Regions from separate parts of the Homo sapiens genome. Here region 1 is linked to region 2. The links are chromatin contacts, found by Hi-C or POLR2A ChIA-PET in ENCODE. All regions are on one chromosome and are shown on one strand. Each heading gives the region's core, a stretch centred on a gene start or an enhancer-like site at or near the end of the contact. The rest is flanking DNA. Distances are from core to core; before and after follow the strand shown. Region 1 overlaps LOC105377407 (a long non-coding RNA gene). Region 2 overlaps LINC01091 (long intergenic non-protein coding RNA 1091).

What was found. A loop is a pair of places that touch in the nucleus more often than their neighbours do. ChIA-PET counts read pairs that join two places held with the same protein, here RNA polymerase II (POLR2A). Pooled maps may share reads with other maps.
Region 1: a loop to region 2 is called in a map of heart left ventricle, with 2.7 times the contacts of the local background. The contact joins two enhancer-like sites. A Hi-C loop is called at or near these places in 2 of 168 maps with a recorded cell type or tissue (both heart left ventricle) and 6 of 50 pooled maps. POLR2A ChIA-PET finds 5 or more read pairs at or near these places in 2 of 52 experiments (Caco-2 and activated CD4-positive, alpha-beta T cell).

What each region holds. Positions count from the first base shown.
Region 1 is chr4:124,057,328-124,062,469 of GRCh38, reverse strand. All of the region lies in intron 2 of LOC105377407 (a long non-coding RNA gene), which reads left to right. It also overlaps the pseudogene PPIAP76. Among named protein-coding and RNA genes, the nearest start is that of LINC01091, 410 kb to the right of the region's middle. Within about 2 kb of position 2,074, at least 16 of the 41 ENCODE cell types and tissues checked have a DNase peak (open chromatin) inside an H3K27ac peak, as active enhancers do.
Region 2 is chr4:123,747,010-123,752,499 of GRCh38, reverse strand. The region is part of intron 3 of LINC01091 (long intergenic non-protein coding RNA 1091); the gene reads right to left. Among named protein-coding and RNA genes, the nearest start is that of LINC01091, 100 kb to the right of the region's middle. RefSeq lists enhancers at 1,717-2,300, 2,301-2,884, 2,885-3,470. Within about 2 kb of position 2,924, at least 6 of the 41 ENCODE cell types and tissues checked have a DNase peak (open chromatin) inside an H3K27ac peak, as active enhancers do.

The DNA.
Region 1 (5,142 bases), core at 825-3,324, 310 kb before region 2:
AGTGGCATCGGTAAAGCCTAGATTCTTCAATAAATCTTACATTTTAAACACAATACTACTATTTTAGAAGTACAGATGGTCACTGACTTACAATAGTTACTATTTTTCAACTTTATAATGGTGAAAAAGCAAAATGCTTTCAGCAGAAACTGTATGTTGAGTACTTATACAACCATTCTGTTTTTCACTTTCAGTATAGCATTCAATAAATTACATGAGATATCCAACAGTTTATTATAAAATAGGCTTTGTGTTAGATAATTTTGTCTAACTACAGGTTAATGTAAGTTTTCTGAGCTCATTTAAGCTAGGCTAGGCTAAGTTATGATGCTCAGTAGGTTTGGTGTATTAAGTGCATTTTTGGCTTAAAGATAGAGACTTAACCCCATCAAGTAAAGGGGCATCTGTATACAAAATCAATTTTATAAAAAGTATCATGAAAGAGTAATATAGCAAAGACATAGCTTATTTTTTTTTTCAGAAAATGAAGAGATTCTATTTTAACAGTCCTGAAGATCTAATTGTTAAAGTATTCTTCATAGCTTCCCCTTACTGAATCAGAACACCAATATTCATCGCTGTTTAAAAGAGTCAAATCTGTTTTAAACAAGTTAACAAGTATTAAAGGAAACATGCATATTATTTTATATTATTTTATACAATTTGCAAGTATACAGATATTCTTATGTGGGAAATACAGCTACCACATGCCCTGCTTGTATATCAGATAGAGCTCAGAATAGTTAAAAATTCTGGTAAGTTCACTACAGTTCAAATGAAAAGGTCTAAGAGTCTTATCCAAGCAGCTGTGGTTCCTATTTGAATTTTAGCCTAGATTATTAAAACCTCAAACCACAAAATCCCCCTAGGAAATCTTGCATAAGCATTGTTCTTATTGAAAAAGCCTGGGATCAGAAAGGAAACAAGAGGTTTATGCTTTAGTTGGCTTTAAAACATCAAAAAACAAGTGGTCAATTCTCCTTCAGATGTGTGTTCATAACCCCTTTTAGAGGCAATGAAAATTATATGTGTGGATTTGGGGAGAATACCCCCAAGTAAGCAAATTAAGAAATGCCAAGAACAACCAAAGATTTTGCTTCAAAAAAATTGGCTTAAACCACAGTTATTTAAAAAAATAATTTTATGCAATATGTCAAGTAAATATATTCATCTGTGATAGAATTTCTGTGACCAATTTGCAGGAAATATTTTTAAAATACCTTAACCATATTTCTTTTCTGATTTTGACTAGAAAAAATACAGTTGCTAACCTATTTTTTCAAAAGCCATTGTTTATGTTTCTCTGAATGAAGCAAATATCTCATAATTCAAAAACTGGTTATTTTTCTACCAGGGCCTGATGGGTACATTTTCAATTTGCTGCTAATGACAGAGCATGTAAAATAGCCTTTTTGTGGAAAGAGCTTCTGAAACGGTAATGTTTTAGATATAGATTTTTATCACCATGAGAGGAGGTAATATTCTTGAATATCACTAAGAATGCATCTGATAGACAGTATTAATTTAGCAGAGGACGTAAGGAAGGGAGGAATGGACAGGGGAGTCATTATTTTTGAGGAAGTGGGTAGGGAGTTCTGCCGAAAATACTCCTCACTGTATCCAAACCACAAAGGTTTACTAAACAGAAATTTAAATCAAAAGGCAAACAGGATGTTCATCTGGGACACATATTTGGACACATACTTTTAATACCACATAAAAGCTGCACCAGCCAGATGTGAAAGCAATGAAATTTAAACAAAAAAGCAAACAATAAAGTAAGAAGTGAAATTGGATGATAGCCCTCAACATAGAGCACTTCCTCAGTGAAGTGACTGGATCACAGACGGTGCAATTGACTCTGAGGAAGAGGTGGGGCAGGTTCTGCAGGCCTGTGTTTTCTCACAATGGAAGAAGTAAAATAGCAATCTGGTTTCAGGAAACAGTGAGCTTTGGCAGCCTCTGCTTTCTGGTTTCTTACATTATCTATTTTAGACTGAAGTGGAAACTTATTAAAGCCAGCACTTTAATATCAGATCAGCTGCAGGAAGGAAAACAGAGAAAAAAGTGTTGGTACATATTGTACCCTGAACATCATGAAGCAAGAAATGAATAACAATTTCTATGAGCTATCTAAGGCTAGTCATTCTATCACAAATACAGAATGATAATGTCATGACTACTCAGAACACTTAAGAATTTGGAACTAGCAAAGTCTTGTTAAGACAAGAAAAATAGGAGAGGTGATAGTAACATGAAACTGTTGTATTTTTCACACAGTTGGAAGAGAAATTTTTAGGGTATCATTTATTTATTTCCAATATTCTTAATTTTAATATTTTAAAACTACAAATGAGAGGTAGTTAGGCAGCTATAAAAGTCATTACTTCAGTTTCATGTGTCCTAAAATAGCAAATTTTGAGCATTTAAATTCTCCATACTTTTTTTAAGTAAATAAAATTCTCATAGTCCCAAGCCCAATGTAACAGTCTCTGGGTCTCTTCTCCAAGTTGTGATCAACCCTGACAGATTCTATCTACCAAATTTCCAAATAAGGTGTCTGTTACATCTGAATTTTTATATTGAACATAACAGTCTAAAATATGTATAGGCCATTTTTAATTTTTCCCTCTGATAAGTTTTGGAAATCAGGAATTAAAACTACTAAGTGTTTGATTGCTTCAACATTTCTTTTCTTTAAGCTTTATTCTGCTATATTCTTAAACTTAAGTTGAAAAATTCTTAAAGTAAATGTTAGAAGTTATTTTTTTATATTGACCCAATCAGATGTTTAATATCCTGTGAAAGGAAGAAATATGTTTGGGAAAGGATCAATATAAGACATAATTATTTTAGAGAAGCTGATTATTGATATTCAGTGTTAAATAATATTAGAAGTAATTGAAGTTTGCATTATTTCTCTAAAAATTATTGCTTGTTTTGTATAACTTTTATTTATTTTTGACATATTTTTGCTTTTCTAAATAAAATAGAGATTGAGCTGCCATGGTTTGTAAAACAACCATAACCATAAAGTACTTTAAAACAGAGCAGTGAATGAATACTGATTTAAACCCAAGATAAACATGGTTGCATTTTCCTTTATTTTCCATTTCATTAAAATGAATATATAACATTGCTATTCATTTTCATTCATTCAGTTGATTTATCATGTATTTTTCTCATAACAATTTGTTGGTCATTTTTTGGAACCCAAATTATTTAAGATATCATAGGTTTTATTTTCCTTTAATGCTTTTAAGCTTTGCCTTTCAAAAGTTAATGTATTTATTTGTTCTCAAAATTCAGAAGTTTATAGCAAGTCTTGTCATATTAAACAGGTTGAAGAGGCACCTGCAGTCATTTTATACTGATGCATAACATATTGCCACAAACTTAGCAAGTTTTAAAACATCACGTATTATCTTAAAGTCACTGTGGATCATTAAGTACAGGCTCACTTTTACTGTATCATTGGCTCAAACTCACAAGGATGAGAAAATTAAGGTGAGTGCCAGGCTACATTCCTTTCTGAAGCTAAGGGTCTATTCCAAGCTCACATGAGTACTGGAAGAAATCAACTCCTTGTGGTTGTACGACTGACTTCACCATTTTCTTGCTGGCTAGAAACTGGGGCTACTCTCAGCTTCCAGACCACCAAGGTTCCCTGTCAGGTGATGCTCTCACAGGCCCTCTCATAACATGGCATATTAGTTTTTCAAAGCCAGCAAGGGAGACACTCTGGCTCTAGTCTGCTAAAAGAAGTCTTATAAAGCATAGTACAAACATGGGAGTGATATCCTATCACCTTTGCCATATTCTTTTGACAAAAAAACAAATCATAGGCCCTTCCCTCACTCAAAGGGAAGAAATTACATGAGGCATAACACCAGGATGGAGATCATCAGGGCATGTTTTCAAATCCTGTCTATGTCATATAGTAATCTCCATAGGTTTACTAATTTTAAAAGACATGCTTATGAGAAAATATTTTAGACATTCAAAATATTACTATAAATCTGGGAGATGTTTACTTTCCTTTACACATGGAAGTTATTTGTATCTTAATTTTAATTTGATATTATTCAATATAATTAACTACATGGCACATTTAAAGAATGAAAAACACAGATACAATTTGGCTCCCTATAAAATCAAAATGCCACACTCAAAAATTTGCTTCAAATCATTTATTACATTTCATAATAAGATACTTTTGCTATAAAATAATATATTATAGCTTTCCTCCTTTGTACTATTTTGAAATTCACTTCTTTGTAGCATTTTGTTTAAAAAGATTGAGACTTTTCTAATTTCTTTTTCCATTTCTCCTTTCAACAAATATATATTGAGTCTCCTCTACATTTTATGCTTTTTATTAAGTCCTGAGAATGTAAACTAAAGAACAGTGAAGAGTTGTTACACGTCTGCTAATTACTAGCAGTTTAACATTCAACAAATTGCTTAACCCCTCGGAACCTTAGTTTACTCAACTTTCAAATAAATATATATATCTCTCTCTGATGTCATTTAATTTGGTAAAATAATATTTAGTTTCTACAATAGTCCAGTCATCATGGAAGTCCTGAATATCCTGAGATAAAAGATATAGCAAATGCCTTTTGAAAGTCTGTTTAGTGAGTAAGACAGAGTTAACACTGTTACCACTAGGAAGAACACAAAAAAAGACATGGGAAGAGGTAAAATCTGAGATGAATTTTGATGGATCAGTTAAAGTAAGCCAATGGTGTTAGATGAATTTAATAGTAAACACAAACAGGTGCATGAGATAGCATGTGTATTAGGGGAACTGCAAATAAATAAGTTAGATGAAATGTGGTATGTAGACACAGAGTTGTATGGTAATAAAGTATCTAGATAAGCACAGGCCAGATCACACAGGTCTGGCTGAGAAGCTCACACTGAACCCTGAAAGTAATGAGACACATAAAGATGTTAAGCGAGGAGTAAAACAATTACCTTTATGCTTTGGAAAGCTTACTGTGCATGATGTAGGAAACGTAGAAAGGAAACCCCATGCAGATGAATTAGGAAGGCTATTGCAGGAAGCAGGACAAAGGGATAAAAACAGGGCTGGTAGAGATGGTAAGGATGGGATAGCCGTGAGACATGAAAGCCAGA
Region 2 (5,490 bases), core at 1,675-4,174:
TGAAACAGAAGAATGTAATGATTTCATTAAGCTACAATTTTCTATCCATTATCATGTAAACATGGTGTGAAATATAGTTTAAAAAAAAAGAGTTGAATATTTCCTTCCTCTTCCAAACTTACAAAACCAAAAAGATAGAGAGCTTCAGACATTCACAAATTTTAAAAAAGCAAAAAGGTCTACTTATAGTCTTTGGAATACACACCATTTAGCTTTATGAATCAGAGACATTATGGAGAACAATTCTTTAGGTATCAATATATGATATTTTTAATTTGGTTTGCAATTGGAGATAAAGTTATCTTCTCCTAACACAGGTTATGGAGCTCTGCTCTAGGCAAGTATGGAATGGTAAGCCATTATTTTCCTATATCCTTTTATTAACCTTTACAATCATTTTATTCTTTCTTTGTAACTTTTTCTTTACAAGAAGGGTAGGCTTTATTAACATTTACTAATTCAGACTATCTTATGCAAGTGACATAAACCTCCATAGTTTCAGCAAAAAGAAAATTTTATCATAAAAAAAATGTTTTGTAGAACCTATGAATAAAATGGAGTCTGTGGCTTAAGAACAACCAAAACCCTCGTAACTCTCTAGCCAACCCCATTGCCTATGTATATAATTTTGCTTTCTTCTCTCTCACACTGCAAAGTGCTTTCTCTAGCTCTCTGGTCATATCACTAAAAATCTGACCTCAAAAAACTGTTGAGCTCTAGTATTTTAGAGCATCAGACATTATAAGGATACTCATTTCCTTGGTCTCCCAAATCAGAAAAGATTACAAACAGTATATACCATGTCTAACGGAGTTTATCCTTTGATAGGTAGCTATAATGATGATGATGATGGTGATGACGATGATGATGACAGTGGTTAGATTGGAAACTTGCAGCTTTATGTAATAATTTACAAATCCCAAGGGCCAAATTTAATTGCCGGCACTCTGATCACAAGTACCAGAACCAGGTCCCATCTCCTCACTACTCTAAGCACTGATGGGAGAAGACGGTCCTTTACATGATCAGACTGGACCCCACTGGTTTAAGAACCAAGCATGGCCAATCCTAGATGTGATAGACATCAGGATCCACACCTTGCTGGGCATGGACAAAGACCAAAAAACTTCCTTGCAGTTCTGTCTCAGCAGAACCTTCACTGTCTAACCTTTTTCTGACGTCTAGTCATTGCCATTTCCTAGCCTACATCTGTTGATTTCGTTAGTGATGCTATAAGAGGACCTTTCTATGATTTTTCCTACTTCAGCTAAGCCCACTTCAGGAGCCCACAGACATAGGAGCCACACTGAGAAACCTATTCTCTTTTTACATACTTTGTGGTAGTCATCAGCAGATTACTTTTTCTCCCAAGTCCTCCCATTTCTGATATTAAATTTCTGAGGCCTGTACCCTTTCTCCAGTTACTTTTTTTTTTTTTTTTTTTTTTTTTTTGAGGCAGAGTCTCACTCTGTCGCCAGGCTGGAGTCTAGTGGCAGAATCTCAGCTCACTGCAACCTCCACCTCTCAGGTTGAAGCGATTCTCCTGCCTCAGCTTCCCAAATACTTGGGACTACAGGCATGCACCACCACACCCAGCTAATTTTTGTATTTTTAGTAGAGACGGGGTTTCACCATGTTGGCCAGCATGGTCTCGATCTCTTGACCTCGTGATCCGCCCACCTCAGCCTCCCAAAGTGCTGGGATTACTGGTGTGAGCCATCATGCCCGGCCTCAAATTACCTAAGTCTCAAGCCTGCAGCCATCTATCCACGTCTGCTGGACTACAGGCTGCTGCCTACATAAGGCCAACCCAGTCTCTACAGTGCTTTTTACAATAACCCACCATGAATTGCAGATGGAGCCCCAGCTCCTTCCATTGAGAGCAATGAGATGAGGAGAGGAAGAGGGCAATCTCTCAACAAGTCAAACATTACAGAGCTTTGAGAACGTTAAGAAGTCCAGCCTGCACTAGCACATTGTAATTTATTTTTTGCCTCATTCTGCCTACCTCAGACCTTCAACTCCTCACTTTTCACATATCTGGAGGCTAATCCCATGTGAGAAACACTTAGGAAAACAAGTGTGACAACTCTGCCTGAGTCCCAGAAAGAAAGCTCTCTCTGAAGGGGCCCTTCGGTTGTTTTCCCAGGTGACATGTTTAAGACTTGATCCCTGTTGTCTGAATTCCTTTCTCACCACACCCAAGGTCATTTTAATGAAAATTCCAAAGTCCAAGCCAAGAGGATAGAGTTGCTCTTAATCCTTCAGCAGTGCCGTCATTTGATCCCTAGACCCGCTGGGGTGATTATTGTGTGTCTGCAGAGCAGGGCTAAGCAGGCAGGAGGAGGAAGTGGCTGCCCCTGCAGGAGGCCTGTTTCTGGCCCTTGTTTCTGTGCTGGTGCTGCTGCTACCTCCCAATCCCTCCCACCACCCTTTCTCCCTAACATCTCAAGATAATGCTGATGCTCATGGCTGTTCTTCACCTTTTGCGGAAGTTCACTAATTCATTAACATTTTGTTAATATGATTCATTGTATTGACAAAGTTGAATCAGCAAGTTATTTAATTCCTGGTTTTTTTGCATGCTCAGAGGAGCTAAGGTTGTGTGTGGAACGTGCAATTATAATTCTTGACACCTTTACATCTGTGACTTAGCATTTCATCACAAGGTTTAAAACTTGTGTTGTAAAAGGAAATGGAAAATGTTAAGAAAAACTTGAGTGCTTTAAAAAAAATTCTTTAATTTGTTTTTATCTTCTCTCTAACTTCCTGAGTGATGAGAGAATGAAAGCGCTGACGACCAAATGTCTGGGATGTTTTGGGACCTCTCTGTCCCCTGGGCCAGATATGGGAACATTCTCCAGTGCTGCAAGGACTAATCATCAGGCTCTCTTGCTCCTCACTAATGACCAGGCAGAGCAGCAGCCCCTGCTTCCTGTCACGCTGAACTCTGGAGGCCACTGATTGCGGCCCGGCCAACCTGCCGCCAGCCTTCAGCAAACCTGCCAAAGTCATCTGTTTCGATATTTTCTTGCCTCTTGAGATTAAAGGGGTACATCCTTCCCCACACTGTCTGAAGAGAACAGAGGGGTACACTCTGCTTCAGGGTGTAAAATGGACTCCTTTCTTTTCAGACCCTGGAGGCAAACATGTCTAGGGAATAGCACTCTGACAGGAGAGACTTTACTTCTATTAAAATACTCAGGCTTAAAAAGACTAGAAGCTTTAAGAGAGTTTTGGAAATGGAAACTGTAAGTAAAGACAAGATTTGAGGCATGACCATCATAAATAATGTCTCTAACATGCTCTTTTTTTTTCACCAAATATAAGCGTGCTTAGGAAATATAAAAATGAATCTGATTATTTTTTTCATAGGAATGATACCACATCAACTTTTAGTCCCTACACCTATACCTCTTTCTCCTTCCCTTAACATCCGGAATTTTCTCTCACAGGCTCTGTTCAGCTCTACCGGGGAGACAGGAAGAGATTAGGTAATGATCTGCTGCTGAAACAGCTCCCATAGCCTGGTGGCATGTAGTTCCCCTTCTGTTCTTCAAGACTGGCTGTAGGGAGCATCCCTGGATTTTGACTCTCAAAAGGCATGGTTAAACAGAATAGGAGTCTACTTCAAGTTGCTATGGATGATGTGTTTGAACTTCTTGATTTATTAAGATGTATTCCTAACTTCCTTAAGAAACAAGTGAGAAATTTTAGCTATTATTCTAATTCCTGTGAAAAGAAAAGAAAGAAGAAAAACAATGTATTATTTAGAAGGCCTACCAAGAGCCCAAAAGCTCGTTATCCCAAAAGACAATCTATAAACTTCACTGCCTAGCCCTGGCCTGGATCTGCACATGTGCACACACAGACATGCAGAACAGTGAAGTCACTTCAACTATAGCACTGCTGCTATTTCAGGAAAGCCAAAATAATCCTCTTCGTATAATTGTTGGCACCCAAATAACCTCATAAATAATAACAATAAAATGTTTTAACATTCCTACAGTTTTCAAATCCCACATTAACTCATAGGGTCCTCCAAAAACCCTGTGAGATGTGATTTTACTTACCTCTTTTTACAGAGAGGGACCTGAGGTTCAAGAAGGTACAGAAAATAAGAAAATGCAGCAGGGAGCAGAACCCAGGGCTTCTGACTCTGAATCCACAGTCAGATTCTAGTCTTGCATCTGTGATTACTCAACGGCCTGGTATACATTGGATATTGAATCTAAGTCTTTGATTCCTTTATTGCAAAAAGGATGAGAAGGAGAAGGAAGTAGACAAAGGTTGGACCAGTTGATATTTAAAGACTGTTAGTTTCCACAGTTCCATAAATCCAAAAGCCTTTTTAGGATATTTGAGTGGCCATGGCCTCTTCTCTGATTTCTTGAGAGCAATCAATAACGGCTTTTAGCCTCTTCTTTGTGTAAGGGAGAAGTCAACTGAAGTTACAGTGACCTTGAGATTTCCATCAAATCAGCAAATGCACATCTAATAAGAAGGCTGTTGCTCTTCTGAAAATCTCTGCAAATCTGTGTGGTATATGCCCTACAGTCTACATCAAGTTTTCTGTACCCACTGAAATCTAGACTTTAGCCTCAAGCAGCTGCTATTTTCACTCTTCCAATGAGGACTCTGATGTACCTGTGTCCCCTCTTTCCTCTACCCTACAAAGAACACTCAAGGAAGGCATTGGAGTATCTATTTAGCAGATTATACTGAAGTTTTTTCAGCAAGGGAGGTGGCATCAGAGCCCTTTACATTAATATTCATTTTGACACTTCTTAAAAGTACTCTACCACCCCAGCCCACATGGCTTTCTCATTGGCTGGCACGTCTCTAGAAACCCTTTGCCTGCTGTCCTGCTGCTCAGACCTTCCAGCACCACCATATGCAGGGGAGGAGGGAATGGAAGCCTAACCTTTTTTATTTAAAGGCAATAACAAGGAAACTTTCTAAATAAAAAGCCATCATCTCCAGCCATAGGAGCTTTCCTCCTCTAGGGGCAGAAATAGCTGTAATCAGTTGTGTTTTTAAATAGATTCTTTTTGTTTCTTATAGCGACACTGATGTCAGCTAATGTGATAGAGCAGAAAGAGCACTGAGTCTGTAGCCCAGGCCTCCTTCTGCGTCTAGATCTCAGTTTCTTTAACTGAAGTAGAAGGGTCTTGGAAAAGAAATGGATTTCTAACTTTTTTATGGAGGGGAGCTTCTTATTAATTCCTACTAAACGTGGGACTGTTCGAGAGGGAAGAAAAGAATGCACTGCTGCTCCTAGCTGCTGATGAGAGCACAGCGATTGAGCGCAAGGAAAGGAGGAAGCAGAGGAGCCCCACCAGCTCAGCCGAAAGAAGCCTGGCAGTGTGATGTGCTGATGAAAGTCTGAGAGCCTAGTCCTAATCCTAGCTCTAGGTTACACATACCAGTACTGATTGTAATCAGATCGCCTAACCTATTGTGTAAAAATATGTAATTTCTGCCCCATCT